Linked DNA regions of Mus musculus: region 2 is linked to region 1. The links are chromatin loops, found by intact Hi-C in ENCODE. Cell type or tissue: left cerebral cortex. All regions are shown on one strand. Links, peaks and the distances in the headings refer to the core of each region. The heading gives the core; the rest is flanking DNA.

The links. A loop is a pair of places that touch in the nucleus more often than their neighbours do. Peaks named below come from ENCODE experiments on the same cell type or tissue, not always from the same donor. Only the 100,000 strongest peaks of a DNase experiment are listed, where the experiment ranks them.
Region 2: it touches region 1 in a loop (3-fold over the local background); 1 of 42 quality-filtered maps calls a loop at or near these places.

What each region holds. Positions count from the first base shown.
Region 1 is chr15:77,363,843-77,372,166 of GRCm38, forward strand. Gm3787 (predicted gene 3787) reads right to left here. Exons shown (of 3, transcript NR_168297.1): 2 at 6,330-6,624; 3 at 5,651-5,768. Among named protein-coding and RNA genes, the nearest start is that of Gm41353, 8.1 kb to the right of the region's middle. In left cerebral cortex, for the core only: CTCF peaks have their summits at 3,586 (motif pointing left), 3,795 and 4,515 (motif pointing left); DNase peaks (open chromatin) are centred at 386, 2,253, 3,024, 3,210 and 3 more places; H3K4me3 peaks cover 746 bases; H3K27ac peaks cover 4,646 bases.
Region 2 is chr15:77,014,855-77,023,178 of GRCm38, forward strand. Mb (myoglobin) reads right to left here and starts at 7,933. Exons shown (of 3, transcript NM_001164047.1): 1 at 7,635-7,933; 2 at 2,722-2,944; 3 at 633-1,218. The coding sequence starts at 7,729. The coding sequence ends at 1,072. Gm52199 (a long non-coding RNA gene) reads right to left here and starts at 355. Exons shown (of 3, transcript XR_003951577.1): 1 at 1-355. In left cerebral cortex, for the core only: a CTCF peak has its summit at 4,060; a DNase peak (open chromatin) is centred at 4,058.

The DNA of each region.
Region 1 (8,324 bases), core at 193-8,192:
AAGATGAAGCTGTGGTGGGCTGTCTGAGGGGTGCGATTGAAATGAGGAGACCCAGGCAACCTTCCTCTGCTCCTTCCCAGAGTCTGGTGCCCTTGGACTATCAATTTCAGGCTCTGGGAAATGCATGTGGCTTTAGTGGCGACTGGATTGCTCCTTCCTACCACCCTGGTTCAACTGCCACCACCGTGGAGTCCTCTTCCTTCTCAAACCTGGGCAGGGCTGGCATGGGTTTCTGGGTCGCAGGCCCTGGTTGTTTCCCCTATTCTAAGTCTCTGGAGTCTGTCTTGCAGAGACTACCATCCTGAGAGACATAGAACCAAGAAGCACGGATCTGCAGAAGTTCTCACTGTGGAAAATACACAGCACCTCCACCCACTTCCCAGAGTGGCTGACTCATAGGCTAGGTCTCCTCCCACCAGCCAACATCTAATTTGGGTTTGAACTCCACCCATGGTTCCCTTGTCTGAGCATTTGAATGTGTCTCTCCAGGACTTGTTTTTTTTTCTTTCTTGGTGTGTGTGTGTGTGTGTGTGTGTGTGTAGTTGGGTACCTGTGTATGTGTGTGCATGCATGTGGAAGATAGAGGTCAGCCTTGGGTGCTGTCTCTCAGGGGCTGTCCACATTGATTTTTTTTTTAGGCATAGGTCTCTCATTGGCCTGGAGATTATCAATGGTAGGCTAGGCTGACTGGCCGGCCAGTGAGCCCCAGGGCGCCTGTCCCTGTCTCCCCAGCTCTGGATTTACAGATATCTGCTACCATCTGCTACCACGGCTGGCTTTTTTCTTTTTTTTAAGAATTTTAAAAAAAATCTGGGTGTCGCCAGACAGTAGTGGCACACGTCTTTAATCCTAGCACTTGGGAGGCAGAGGCAGGTGGATTTCTGAGTTTGAGGCCAGCCTGGTCTACAGAGTGAGTTCCAGGACAGCCAGGGCTACACAGAGAAACCCTGTCTTGAAAAACAAACAAACAAACAAACAAACAAACAAACAAACAAACAAACAGAAAGGAGTGTTGGGGATTGAACTTGGGCCCTCATAGCTGTGTAGCAAGCACCTTTTCACTACTTCCTAACTCATGTTTTCCTTTTGGTCCCATCCCTGCATCCCCCTGATCCTAAAATTAGGGAGGTTCCTTATTTTACTTATCTCCCCGAGTCTCCCCATACTCTAGAACTAACTCTTCTGAAAGCTCCGCCCTGATCTGCCCAGGTCTTACCTGTTCTCCTGTGGTTGTTATGGTAGCTCTGTCATCTTTAGAAAGTGCCGCTTGCTCCCATGGCTTGCTCAGCCTGCTTTTTTATAGAACCCAGGACCACTTGCCTAGTGGTGGCACAAACGACAGTGACCAGGTCCCTGCCATATTAGTCATTAATGGTGAAAATTCCCCAGTGGCTTGCCTCCAACCGCCACCATCACCACCACCTCCTCCACCACCACTACCAAAAACCCAAACCAACCCCCGCCCCCAATCCAATCTAAACAAACAAAAAAACCCAGAACACCCAGCAATTTCCACTGCTAACAGCAGAAAGCCCTCAACCTCATACCTGAGTGGCCCCTCATTCTCAAACACAGTCAGAAGATTTTGAAATTATTTATGTATTTATTTTTTAACCAGCGTACTAGTAATAGGTTCCCTTTTGGCATTTCCAAACATGATTTGTTTTTACTAAGGTCCCCCCTCTCCCCATACCCCTACCTTGTTCTTGTACCCTTCCACCTTGGGAGTCTCTTTCCTGTTTTAATGTCACATGCATTCTATTACCCCCACCCGGAGAAAATATACTCCCCCTCATGGTACCCTTTCTAGTTTCAAGCCCTATGCTCTCATTCGTATCTATAAATGCACACACATGTATATAGCTATGCATGGACACACGTGTACTTGTGTTAATAGCTAGGATCTGCCTATGAGAGACATCATGTGGTATTTGTCTTTCTGAGGCTGAATTACCTCACTTATTATAATAATTTCCAGATCCATCCATTTTCCTGGAAATGTAAAAATAGAACCATCCTATGACCCAGATATTCCACTCCCGGGCATGTACCCAGAGGGCTCCACACCCTGCCGCAGGGACACTTGCACGGATCAGGCTTATTGCTGCTCTTCTTATAGAAGTCAGGAAATGGAAGCAAATCTGGATGCTCCTGCAGCAGCAGAGGTCTCACAGAACAGAAAAGGCAGGGAGGGAGAGACAGTTGTTACACTTACTAACCTCGGGAAGCCTGAGTAACAGTCGTATCTTTCCCAGCACGGAGAGCTGAACAGAGCAGTCTCTTTCCAGCAGCCTCAAACCTTTGCCTTGTCTCAATATCCACAGCTACAGCCCCCACATGAATGCTGGTGTCCCCACATTGTCCCGTGGTCCTATTGCCTGGTCTGTGTGTGTGTGTTTGTGTGTGCATGTCTTCTCAGCACACAAGTTACTCCAATGCAGGCAAGGAGGCTCTGAATACAGCTGTGCTCCCCAAATTCTGCCCTGCACCCCTCCTGTGTCTTGGGCTTCTTGTGGCAATCAACAGGCACAGAGGATGAAGTGAGCTCAGATTGACCAGTGTTAGGAAACTTCATCTGGGACTGTCTGTAATCCCACTACTGTGGAGGTTGAAGCAGGAGGATTATGAACTCAAGACTAGTCTGGGCTACAGAATGAGTTCAAGACCAGCTTGGGCAATTTAGTCCGTCTTAAAATAGAGATGGGCATGGGCATGGGGAATGGTGGGGGGGAGAGAGAGAGAGAGAGAGGGAGGGAGGGAGAGAGAGAGAGAGAGAGAGAGAGAGAGAGAGAGAGAGAGAGAAAGACTGAAGACAGTTTAGTGAATTCCTGTCTCCAGCCCAGTGCAGAAACCCTTTGGTGTTTGATCCTGCCGCAGACACTGGCCTTGGAGCTTGGGGAGGCTCTCCCTGTGTCTCCCGGTAGCAGTATCGTTGGCTCCAAGAAGCCATGTGGTAACCAGTTTAAACATTCGGCCAGCTCCTCCTCCACCCGCCTTCTGCCAGATGCTAATGGAAAACTGAACCAGGCATCTAGGGGTGGGGGTGGGGTGGAAGCCGGGAGGAATTGGGAAGAACGAGCCAAGAAGCTTGAAGTCCTTGACACAGAAGAGGAAGGCTTTGACTGATGTGTGAGAGCGTTAGGAGGAGGCCACAGCTCCAGAGCTCAGACGCCTTGCCTGGACAGTGAATGCAGCCACCCAGCTGGCCCAGAGGCGGGCAGTTCCCGTCCTGTGGGAGGACGTGACAAAGTCAGTACCAGAGGGAGCAATGTCGGATTTCTCAACTAGTACACTGGAATGAGGAGGAAGCCCTCCGAAAGGCTCAGGTTTATGCCTGCCTGCTCAACTCATCTTTCTAATACGTCTACTGCGTCTCCTAGCCATGGGCCATGGCTCTAAGACCCCTTACGGGTAACCGAATCTCTCCCTAGCAAACAAGAAAACCAACAAGGAAATCCTCAGAGGGAGAAGGCTGTGGAGCGAAGGCCCGGAGGGAGGCTCAGCCCTGCCGCGCAGATTCCTGGTCCCTCTGGGGACCGGCTTCATCCAAAGCATCTTTTAAAAAGTGTGTGGGCGCCCTCGTGTGGACGTTCTGTTAATACTACAAGCTTGCTTTCTAGCTCTTTTTTTGTTTTTGTTTTTGTTTTTGTTTTTGTTTTTTTGTTTTTTTTTTGAGACAGGGCTTTTCTGTGTGGCGCTGGCTGTCCTGGAACTCAACTCGAGACCAGGCTGGCCTCGAACTCAGAAATTCCCCTGCCTCTGCCTCCCTCAGCCTCCCAAGTGCTGGGATCAAAGGCGTGCGCCACCACCGCCCGGCCTCTAGTTCATTTTATTCCAGCTCAAAACTGTGATTTCCAAGCTTGGTAAGCAGAACCTTTCCGGGGGGTGGGGCCTAGCTGGCAGAGGCAAGTCACCTGGGTGGACCTTTGGAGGCAGAAGTGCCATTGGCACTAGGCAAGTGTGTGGTGCACAGATATATATCTAGGCAAAACACCCATGCATATAAAATGAAATTAAGTAGAAAAGCCAGGCATGATGATGCATGCCTACAATCCTGCACTCAGGAGGCAGAGGCAGAAGCAGAGGCAGGCAGAGCTCTGTGGGTTCGAGGCCAGCCTGGTCTACATAGTGCGTTCCAGGACAGCCAGGGGTGTTAGACAGAAACCCTGTCTCAAACCAAACCAAACCAAACCAACCAACCAACCAACCAAACAAACAAAAAACAAAAAAAAGAAGAAATTAAAAATTTTTTCAATAGGGAGGGATATCTGAGGGAATTTGTTGAATTCCACCCAAATCTGAACAAAAAAAAAATCTAAGGGCTCTTTGGATGTGTAGCCTTTGCTAGAGGAAATACTACTCAAGGAACATATGGGCCTAGGCTCTTTTCGTGCAGCCAGACGACTAAGACTGGAAAGGAAACCAGTGCTCCTCCCACTAACCAGGAGGAAAAAAAATGCAGACTAGAAAGGCCAGAGACGCCAGAGAAGCACTGTTGGAGCGCCCCCGTGTGGACACGACGTGCGTGAGCGGCATCCAAGGTTGATCAACAAGGGAAGGGCATACTGTGGTTGTGGCTGGCCTCAGCTGACAGTGTTTGCTCCGGCAGCCGTGGCTCTGACTGCTGAGAACGGGCCCTGCAGCTGGCAACCAAAGGCAGGCCATCTCCCCGTGACTCCAAAAGCCACACAGACTTTGTATGAATTGGAAAGGGAATGGGGAGAAAATGAGATGGAGCAAGAACGAGGAAGAAAAACGGCAAGAGGAAGAAGCAGGCAAAGAAGAAACGAAGGGGGTGGGGGTTGGGAAGAGGAGAAAATGCCTTGAGGGAGTTGGTTCCTAGGGACTTCTGCCACTTCTGTTCTTGCCTGGGCAAAGAATAAATGAATAAGCAGGAACCCCGCTGAATAGGATGAGGGCAGGTCCACTTAAGGGTCAGGAATCAGATAGCAGGGATCAGGGATCAGGACCGGAGAAGGACTATGAAGGGAGCTTGGACAAGGATGCTTGTGGTCTGTCTATCTTGGTCCCGCTACAGCTGACCTTTGCCCACACCTGAGCACAGGCCCTCCAAGCAAAGTCAATCCTCTGCTTAGCGACAGGTAAAGAACGCACCTGTGTTCACTCCAGCCAGACGTGCGTGAACACCACCCTCTGTCCCAGCGGGGCCTGAGGTGACAGAATCTGAAAGAAATGCCTGGGTGGAGGGGCAGCGACTGTACAGGAAGAACAGGAAGGACTTGCTGCCCGACACCCCACAGGAACTCATGTGCCCAGGGGAGCCAGTCAAAGGCAGCATAGGCTCAGTGAGCCAGTGCAGGGGTCCAGGTTGGTTGCAGCCATCTTGAGTCACAACCGGCAGGGGCATCTGTGAGAAATCTTTCCCTGCATGGCTCCCCTGTCCTTAGAGTGACATGTGGACCTTTAAAACAAGACCCTAGTGCTGTCAGAGTTAGAGACGCGGCCCGTATCCTTGGTGTCAGCTGAGGCAAGCGGACACGTTTGTCACCATTTTCCTGCTTGGCATACAAAATCTTCCCCGTGACCCATGTGGCAGGCCTTCAGACCTCCTGCTTCCCTTGGCCACACAATGGCCATAGCTTCTGTATGAGTTATCTTTCTATTGCCAGGATAAAACACCATGACCAAGACCATTTATATGAGACTTTATTTGGGCTTGTGGATCCAGAGTTTGTCATGTCTGGGAAGCCTGGCAGCATGCAGCAGGCTTGGTGGCTGAAGTGGAAGCCGAGGGCTCACATCCTGAGCTACAAGTATGAAGGAAGCAAAGAGTGAACTAGAAGTTAAACGAGTCTTTACATTATTTTTTTTTAAAAGAACACTTTTAAAAATATTTATTTATTTATTTATTTATTTATTAACTATATGTAAGTACACTGTAGTTGTCTTCAGACACACCAGAATGAGCCACCATGTGGTTGCTGGGATTTGAACTCAGGACCTTTGGAAGAGCAGTCAGTGCTCTTAACCGCTGAGCAGTGCTCTTACATGCTGAGCCATCGCACCAGCCCCCCTCCCCCCTTTTTTTTTCTTTGCTACGAGGTGTGTTTTATCTTCATCAATCACACAAATAATTTTCTATAATATCCCAGGGCAAACCGGTGAAATTTGGCAGTCCAATTTGTGGAGGGGTCCCCTTCAGAGACCCGCGGGCCAGTGGCATTCAGCTCTGAGTGCCCGGGTTCACAGTACAGCTTGTGTCCATCTTGCAGGTGGCTCTTCCTCCACATCACGAGGGAGTCTTGGAGATGACGGGGCGGGGCGGGGCAATCTTCCTAGGCTTTTTAGGAGATTTCACTCGTCCTTACCTGTTCGATGGTCTCTTTGGTCGGCAGGGTGTTATTCTCCTGCGTCTCGGTTTTCTTCAGCTTGGCCTTATCGAAGCTGGCGATTTCCCGCATGTCTGCCTTGTCTGCCATTTTCTTACAACACGTGGATTCTCTTTCCGAGCTCGCGCTTGCGTTGCTGCAGTGAGAGACCGAGTCCTTACATTCTTAAAGCCCACCTCCAATGACACGGTTCCTTCAACATGGCCATTTTAAGTCTCACTGTTGGCTATGGACACCACTCCAGAGGTGGGCAAAGCCTTTCCTGTTGTACTCCCTGTGTAAACAGTAAATGTCATATACTTTGTAAACTTTATAAACCCTCAAGACAGGAAAGTGGCCAGGCCTCTGCCTGAGGGGCCGGAGCAGCCGGTAACCTCCCCCATATCTCCCTAACTGTTGTAACAGGTTTCCAGCCTCTTTAACGGTCACAGAGAACACCTCTAGTCCCTTAACAGGACGCTCTCTAGATTATGCTAATTTTAGGTGGAACTGCTGAACAGGAAAACCCACCAATCCCTGAGATCATTCAAGCTCAGGTCTTGAAAACCCACCAATCCTCACCCTGGAAATCTCCGCTCGTAGAAAGCTCCACCCACTAAGGGATCCTATATAAACGCTGTGTCTGCTCAGCTCCCTGCTGTCTGCTCCCTGGAGCAGAGGTAGCCACCCCTAGATTTATCCCTCCGCACCCTGGATCCTCCCTCTAAATCTCTTTTATGAGATTTGCTGCCTGCTCCTGAGCTCTTGAGCTCAGCCGGGGATACCCTCCTCAGGGGCTGCAAATGCTCTGCGGAGGAGGCTTCCTCTCAGAGCTGTGTGGTTCCTGGGCCCCCATGTCTCAGGATGCTTTTCCGTTGGGATACCATCCTCCCTCAGAGCTGTCCTGAGATTCCGAGATTCCGAGTCCCAGGACACCTTCCCACCCCAGCAGGAAGGCCAGCGTTTTGGTTCCGTGACCCAGATAGGCTCTCCGGGTGCTTGTGCTCCCCTCGTGGTCTGAGCAGCACTAGGACCCTATCCTTCTTCTCCAGTTGGCCTGTAGCAGACTCACTTCAGGCTCAACCCATGCACCAGCAATGGTTAGGTAAGCTTCCCCTCTGGTCGGTGTAAATGCTTCCCTGAGTCCAAGGAAGTGATCACTGAGTGTCCAGTACCCCTCTAGTACTCCGGGGATGTGGAGGTCTTTAAGGCTACAGCTGGCCCTCTTCATCTGACCCCATTGGAGCTGCAATCCGGCTGTTCCCTTAGGCCCTTGCTGGGCCATCCCTTTCTGCCCTCTTAACCTGACCCCATCCCAGCACCCTGGGAGCTGCAGCCCTGTGTGTTAGTTAGGCCCAACTGGGTTATTGTGTCCTTTCTTGCCCTCCTCTCACCGTCTCTTTCAAGCTGCTTATAATGCCACAGCTTCTCTAGGCCCTCATGGCTTCTGTGACCCCTTTCCTTCACCTTTTCCTGTGGACGAGACCCCATTCCTAGAGACTCGGTTCTCTGCCTCTAGGTTCCGCTCTGGGCTTAGCCAGGCTAAGCTCTGATCCCCATTGAGTGTGTGAGGATATGAACAGGATTGTGTCACTTCTAAATTTTTCCTCCCCATCTCTCATCCATGGAGTCTTCTCTATCCTCTCGTTCACCCTTGGGATGCCTTTTAGAAAACCTACAGCCTCTCTACCTGGCATCCGACCTGAAGGGCTCAAAATTTATTTACCTTTGCAATCAAATTTGGCCTCACTCTCCCATAGACAGTCAATCCAAATGGCCACATAATGGCACAATAGATCCCAATGTTATTTGGGGTCTTTACAAATTCTGCAAGCGATCGATCGGAGAAGTGAAAAGGGATCCCTTGCAGCTAAGCCTTCTCTTACCTCTGCTCCAAGGCTTCTCTCTGTTTTCCCTCTTCTCTCTCAGCTCCTTTTAGCTACAAACCTGAACAAGATGATTTACTCCACTGTTTTTTTTTTTTTTTTGGTTTTT
Region 2 (8,324 bases), core at 160-8,159, 350 kb before region 1:
CAGTTGCCTTCTGAGGACTGGTGGCTGAGCCTTGCTCTGACTGTGTTAGCCTCAGTAACAAGCCTGCTCCGGGTCCTTGGTGAGGCTCACACACTATCTGCAGTCTGCCCTTGGACACGTGGGTTTCTTCCCCTGTCCTGTGTTTGGATAGTATCTCCCTGTTGTCTGTCCTCTCCCTGGCCGGAAGGTCAGCAGCTGCTACTGTTGGCCACAGGCTCTGTCCTGGGGTCAGAGACCCAGTTGTCTTCTAGGCCACTGTTTGGCTCTCAGCTCTGCTACGTTCTGGCTGGGTGACCTTCTCACATTGCCTCAGCTGTTGGATCCACAGCGAGACATCTCCTCCCTGTCTCCTGCCCTGGGCACCTGGCACTGATCCTCAGACTGCCAAGGTCAGCTGACCCTGTCTGCAGGCCCGCCATCTTGATCAGAGCCCAGGTGGGGGGCCCTTTCTTCCCTGTCCCTGAACCTAGCCCAGTGTGTGCTTGTCATTGAGAGGTGATTGTAGAAAGGGGCCTGTCTCACATCTTCTGTCTGCCCGCCATCCCAGAATGCACCTTCCCATTTCTTCCAGCGACGTTTGTGGATGTTTCCCTTACCGGAAGGGATAAAAATATACCGGACGGAGACAAGAATTGAGGACTCGCAGGATATTTTATTGAGACAAGGTGGGTCAACGGGAAGCTGAGCAGTGGGAGACTTGATGCTCACCGCCCCGTTTTCACCCTCCACTCCCTCTAAGCAACCCTCCATCTCGCCCAAAGGTCAGGGTCTGCTAGTCAGTGACTTGGATTTGGGGTCAAATGTGACAGTGGAAAAGAGATTTTCCCAAAACCAGAAGAAAATGGACTGGGACTTAGGAGACCTGAGCATGACCCGGCAGAGCTGACGAAGGCCACTTTGCACCTCTGGGCTCCAGGGTAACACTGCCCAGAGCCCTGTCCCCAGGGGTGTGGGTGGATGCCACACTATGCTCCCCTCTTCTGTTCTCTGCTAACCTAGAACACTGCACACGCTACTTGCTACACAACACTGGGTCCCAGCTTGGTGGGCTGGACAGTGGGAGCCCATGGCTCAGCCCTGGAAGCCTAGCTCCTTGTACTTGGCGGCAATGTCATTCCGGAAGAGCTCCAGGGCCTTGCTCATGGCGCCCTGAGCATCTGCTCCAAAGTCCCCGGAATGTCTCTTCTTCAGGACTTCAATGATAATTTCTGAGATAAACTGCAAGAAAGGGACAAGAGGTTGTAGGTCAGGGGACGGAGCAAGCCATGAGCTAAGGGGGTGTGTACTCACTGACCTTCTCCTTACTATAGGACTGTTCCTTGCACACTTACGATGTACCAAGTGCCATTCCATGCAATTACCATGAACCAACTCCTTTAAACCTGACTACCTGGAAGCAGGCACCACCACCATCCCTGCTCTGTAAATGGGGAAACTGAGGCAAAGACAGGTATAGCTGTGTGCATGAAGTCATGCAGTCAGGGAGGGTCACTCAAACTCAGGGAGCCCCTCTGGGGCCCCTTTCTCACCTCTCGTGTGCCCACACTACTTCAGGATGCAGGCCCAGCAGCCGGCCCATGATACCTTGCTCAGCATCGGCTAGCCCACCAGGACTGTCAATCAGGACACTTGGGAGGAGGCTTTTCCCATCATGTGATTTTATCCCTAAACCTGGGACTGAGGAACAGGTACTAACAAGGGGAGAGGGGCCAGGGGAGATCAGGTACCGACATTGCCTAGATGGGGATCGGGACCACCCAGAATCCAAAGGCTCACGATGAAACTATCATAACACTTACTTATCGTCATTGACTTAGAGTTTGGTCCCGTACAGCTTTGGCTGCTGTACTGAAGAGACTACCAAGTGACCAGGCTGAGGTCATGTAGCAGGTAGATAGTAAGCTGAGATTAGACCCAGGGACTGTGGACACACCCCTGCTAGCTCAGGAGTGGGGGTACAGCTGCTGTTTTGGGCTGGGGCCCTTATGTGCAAGTGACACAGCAGAGATGAGAGTGGGACACAGCAGAAGGGGACACCGAGGGACACAAGTGCACCCAGAGGCACAGGACATCTTTGCAAATACACCTCTGGGAAATCTGCCTCACAATTCACAGATACAGAAACGTCTGTGGAGCCTGGGTCTGCGGAACCAGCCCCAGCTTCAGGGAGGCTGGGTATGTGTCTGGCCCTGCCCTGCTCTGCCCTGCTCTGCCCTGCTCTGCCCTGTGACTCCAGTTGCAAAATGAAGACAGACAGGACCCCACTGAGGGCTGCTGGCCTCTCTTTAGGCCACTTTCCAACTGGTGTCTGAACCATCATGGACTGGGGCAGCAGAGCATCAGAGAAACAAAGCGTCTACCGCTCTCTGACAGAACTGATTCGCCCTGAGTGTGAATCCTGCCTCAGTGACTTGCCCAAGCTGCCTGTGCCTCAGTTTCCACATCTGTCCAGTCCAGTGGGTCCAACAAGAGCTCCCGCTTCTGAGGAGAAGGCAAGTTGTGTATTAGTCATATTTCACACTAAGGTGCTGGCCCAGCATTTGGGCAAGCCATTAAATTGGATGCTGTGTGGCTCCTCAGCACCCTCAGGGGAACAGGGCTGGGGTAGGTTATAGAGGAGAACTGGGGAGAAAGCTTAGTGGGGAGAAAGCAGGCCACTCGTATTGAGTGGCTAAGCTGGGATTTATATCTCTGCCCTGGAGACTTGCTGTGGCCGCCTACCTCCAGGTACTTGACCGGGATCTTGTGCTTGGTGGCGTGTGATTGGGCTAGAGGCTGGATCTCGGCAGCATGTTGTCCCTTCTTCTTCAGGATGGTACCCAGGGCTGTGAGCACGGTGCAACCATGCTTCTTCAGGTCCTCTGAGCCCTTCATATCTTCCTCTGACTTCAAGTTCTTGAACTTGTCAAACTTATCCAGGGTCTCAGGGTGAGTCTTAAACAGACTGTGGGACAAGAAGAGATGGAGTGAGACCCGTGGATCTCAGGGCTAGTGTGCAGAGAAGGCAGGCAGCCATTGGATCTATATGACTCAGAAGTACCCTCTATTCCTCAAGACATCTGTGTCAGGGATGCCTCTATTGCTTCCTGCCTGAAGATGCTGAAACCTGAAGTTTTAGACCTCCTGACTATCTGTGGCTGTTGTTGAGACCCCTCTACATGAGCATAAACTTCAGATCTAACCCCAACCACTTTCCACTGGCAATGGTAAATGGACCAACCAAAGGCCACAGCTGCTTCTGCCTGTCACCTCATGAGCTCTGGCTTTATCCAACCAGGGACCCAAGTCCTGCTCTGGGAAGATAATGAGGGCTACAAGAACCACCAACTTCCCCAGATGAGGCCAGTCCCTGATCCACTTGTGGACAGATAAAACACCATCAAAGGCAGTTGCTTGGCCTAGGCCACAGCATGTGATGTCAGAGCTCAGAACTGGAGCCTGGACAGAACTAGAATTTACACCGGATGCCCCATAGTGCCCCACTCTGACATGTTTATCAGGGTGACCACAGCTATCTAGACTCTACGTGATCCTTATGGCATCACTATGAGCATATACATTTGTGTACCAAGCTGTCTGGGAAGCACTTGGTCCCCCTGGCCTCTGCCCCACAGTCCCATGGGGAGGACATCCTATGACCAGGACACTAAGCTGCTTCATCCAATCCAAGAGCTAGGTCTGGCTGCTGAATTATCTGGCTGCTTCCTCTACAATCCCTTGAGTTTGTGATGTGCTGATGTCTTCAACTCTTCTCTCGAGCTGTCCCATCCCTTTGTGGGGCCAATGGAGCCTGTGTTCATGTGGTAGTCTGGTGTTCCTTCCCTGTTCCATCCCCACTCTAAAACCAGCCTGATTAGGATCCACACTGAGGGACAGGTGGCCTCTGAGTTTTCCATGAGAGAGCATGAACTGTCACCTATAGAGTATTCACAAAGGACATGCATGTCCTTAAAGCAGTTTGCAGGGTAATTTACTGAATCCCCACAGTACACCTGAAGCAAGTTCTGTGATTGCATCATGTCTCAGAGGAGGAACTAAGAGGTCTAGTGTGCATCCAGCAGAGGGAGTGTGGGAGCCCTGTCTCTCTGCGCACGACTAGATTAGTCTCCAGACAGGGCAGGACAAAAAAGGCCCTACAGTGGGGATGGTCTCACCTCACCAGTGGGTGGGTGCTTGATACAGCCTCTCAGGTCAGCTGCTTTACGCCCCTCTTCCACGTCCATGGTCACTCATCACAGACAAGCCTTCCCACCTCTCAAGCACTTCACTGTGTGTCTGTTATCAGTTCTGTTGACACCAGCTCCCTCCCAAACACCCCACCATGTACCCATTCCAACTACACGGACTCAGGTTCATACATGGGCTACTTCTTGCTCTGTGATTCCAAGCCACTCCGAGGCAACCATCACTGAAAAGAACCCTGCTGAAAGAGCCTCATGCAGCAGACTCCATGTGACAGCTGGAGAAACTGAGGCACAGGAAGCTTGAGTGTCCTGCAGGGGTTTAACTAGGCCCTATGGCTTCCCCCTCATCCTCTGGGTGACCACTTGGGCTCTGTCCCTGTCACACAATGGCATCCCATTGTAAATGATAGTATGCAGACCCTCCACCCCCCAACACATGTTCTCAGAAGCACACACACATATGTGTGTATTCTAAGAAGCACACACACACAAACATGCAAGTCTGTTCTTCACGTGGGTGAAGAGCCATGCACACAGGCTGGTGCCATGAAGATTGGCTGGGCCTGTCCCCGGTCCTGGTTGTATTACAGAATCACCCCAGGAGCCTATCCAGAGTTGTGTGCGTCACTGACAGCTTGTCTCTGGCACTTTGTCCAGGGTCCCTGTGCTCCTGACTATTATTATCTATCGACAATGACCCTTGAGTTCCTGCTGACAGACGGGAGGCCTGACACCCACAGGTGAGCCCAAGGTCACCAGGCTGGATGGGGCCAGAAGAGGGACTCAAGGCTGTAGGCTTTAGAGATACTACACTGTGGTTCTGGGTTGGTCTCCAGGGTCCTGTGGGATGCCAGAACAGACACTCGGCCTTTCTTCGTCTTAATCACTGAGTGTAAACCAAACTGATTTCCCAACCTCTAGAAGGATTACCCTACCCTCACCTTTGCCCAGCACTGGGCAGAACAGCATTAGGCTTGCTCACATTATAGGAGGAGAGGTACAGGTTTACAGGCTCCACACAGTCACTTGCTCCCTGAACCCTGAGTTCCACAGATGGAGTCCCGGGAGAGGTCCAGAGCCCGTATCCTGGATTCCCCTGAGCACAACTGATTCGGTCCCTGTTGAAGAGACCAAGGATAGTTTCCCAGGGTTCCTTTCTTCATCATGTTGCCAGGACACCAGGCAAAGCATATACAGTCTGTCTGGTCAGGGAAAGGAAGATAAGCCTCTCTGCTTGTCTTCTAAACAGTTGCCCAATCAGACTCCATCTTAGAAGCACACGGGGTGGTAGATAGAAGGGTCACCAAGAGCATGGGCTACAGCCAAGTGGCCTGAGTTTGAATCCTATCCACAGTCGTATTAGCTGTGTGATTTGGGTCAAGTTGCTAAACCTCTCTGTCAGCTGTGATACGTGAGTTCATACTTAAGTTCATTAAGGTGATCCAACACAGGGCTTGCTCTGTGAGACTTCCTCCCCTTCCTCTCCACCTTCACCTCCATTATCACCACCGGGAGCCTTTTTTTAGGGGCGGATCATCACTGGCACAGGCTGTTTGTGACTCTCTGAGGCAGTTCTCATTGTGTGAAAGGTTGCTGTCAATACCAGTCATTTCCAAACCTTCACAGCTCCAAAATCCTTTCCCCAGCAAAAATGTCATCATGAGGGTTGGGAAGGTGGTTCAGTAAGAACATCTGCTGCTCTCCCAGAGGATCTGAGTTCACTTCCCAGCAACCTCACAACAGCTCACAACTGTCTGTAACTCCAGTTCCAGAGGATCCAATGCCCTCCTCTGGCTCCTGGGTATTGCATGCATATGATGCACATCCAGATATGTGGACAAAACACTCACAAAGTAAATTAAGTACATCCTTTTTTTAAAAAAAATGCAGGTATAAATAAACCAGAAACTATCTGACCATGAAGTGGTGAGAGAACAGCCCCTACCACCTGGAGTGCAAAGATCTTTTGCTTGCTCCTCGTTCTAGAATTCTGTGCTTACCAGCTCAGACCTCAGAGTTCTGCTAAGGTACTTGCAGAAATGACCTTGCTGAGGTCAGCGGGTGAGGCTGGGGTCGGTGTCTGGGACTGGCTGGGAGCCTAGTGCCATGGGACACTTGCTACCCTGAGAGTTGGCATGCCACCCTGGAAGACCACTTCCCTGTGCCCCCAGTGGAGAGGGCTGGAGCAGCTGGTGTGGCGCCATGACCCAAGCCTGAGACATGATAGGGTGTTAGACCCTTGGGCCTCCCAGGGTCAGCAGCCTTGGCATTGTGCCCCACCTGGCACCAGGTTCTGGCAGGCCTCAATTACTCCCCTGGGAAGGGAAGAGTATCTCTCTAATGGCACAATACTCTGAGTCTCCTTCAAGCCCCAAGTCACTGCCCAGGCCCTGGCAGCCTTGGAGGCTTGCAAGACTCCGTCCTACCAGTCTTGCCCTCAATAATCTGCTGTCCACAACAAAAAGAGAGTACGGGCTCCAAATCTCAGGGCACGAGAGTGGACAGGTGGTCTCAGCTCATGACAAACAGTCCAAAGCAGAAATAGGGCCCAGAGAGGAGAGACAACTTGTCCAAGGTCACATAGGAAACCTGTGGCCTAGGAATTTATGCTAATTTGGAGTGGGAGTTAGTCCAGTTAGATGGCTTGTAGGCCCAGCACTTAAGGATTGGGGGGAGAAAGACAGGCAGGAAGAAGCTGAGAGACCAAGGTGTTCCAGAAGCTGGTGAGCCTCCTTCCAGCTCAGCTACCTAAAGGGCTCTGGCCTTAGATGACCTTGCTCCCAAGCAGAGGGGTTAGAAACAGACTAAGGGAGTATGCAAGAATGTGAAGATCAGGAGGGGAACTCACCCTAGATCATAAATAGCAAGGAATTCATTTCCAGACTACAGCTTCACAGACAGTGCAGGGGCTGCTAGCAACAGAGCAATCTCCTCCCCAGAGCCAAGAATTATCAATCATGCATATCCCATCAGGCTTCTGAGGCAACCAAGCCCAGGACCCCGGGAAGAGTTCCAGCCTCTGGGTGAGCAGTGAGGCCCTGTGTATGAGCCTCGCCACCCCTCCACCCCTACCCCCTTGCCCAGGCTCAGAATCTGCAATTTTTCTGGGCATGTCTAGGAATCCTTTGCAGCCGAAGGCAACCACATTACCCAAGCTTTCAGTCCACACTAGTAGACGAGATCTATCACTGCCCTCATTATTCTGACTCTCTGCCGTAATAGGATTCATCTGGTGGACTGTTTGATGCTCAAGCTTGCTTTGGTTGCTGACGTCAGCGGAGATGGATAGATCCCCCTTTTTATTTCTCTACTCCAGTCTCCAGCACTTAGAAGCAAGTGAAATCTGACCTCATCATTGCAGCCAACTGGTCTACCCTGCCAGCTTCCACCTTGTCGCCATATGGTGAACCTTGGCAAACAGGTATTGAGATAAGGGTCTCTTCCTCTTACCCGATGAGGACTTCCTGTCCATGGCCAGCAAGGTCGGCCTCCACCTTCCCCCAGACATTCAGCACCAGCTGCCACTCCCCATCACTGAGCCCCATGGTGGCTTCTAAAGAGGACAAAAGGAGAGAGTGTGGGCTGGCTGTCAGCTGAGATTTGAGGCCACCTGGTCCTGAAGGGCTTTTATACCTTCCCAGATGCTAGTCTGGCCAGGATCACTGGGTGCCACATGCCCTTCCTGCTACCGTGCTCAACCCTCCAGGGGTCTAATCTCTGCCTTTCTCTGGCCCTCACATGGGCAGCTATTTTGGGGCAAGTGCCATTGTGGGAGCTAGGACAGCTTGGGGCAGTAGGGGGTGGGGAGGGGGAAGCAGCCAGGTCACTGTCTGGACTTGCACAAGCCCACAGAAAGGGCACCGAAGCCACTGCCAGCAGCTGAAACCCAATTCTCCCCCTGTCTGCTGCCCCACAGGGACTTGTCATGTTTCTAAGCTTGGGCACAGGCATCTTGCTGACCCCTAGAAGTCTCCTCCTCTCACTTTCTGACTGCTTTTGTTTATTTAATACGTGTGTGTGTGCATGTACATGTACGAGAGAGAGAGAGAGAGAGAGAGAGAGAGAGAGAGAGAGAGAGAGAGAGAAAGAGAGTGCGCTACAGCATGTTTGTAAAGGTCAGAAGACAACTTTCAGGCATTG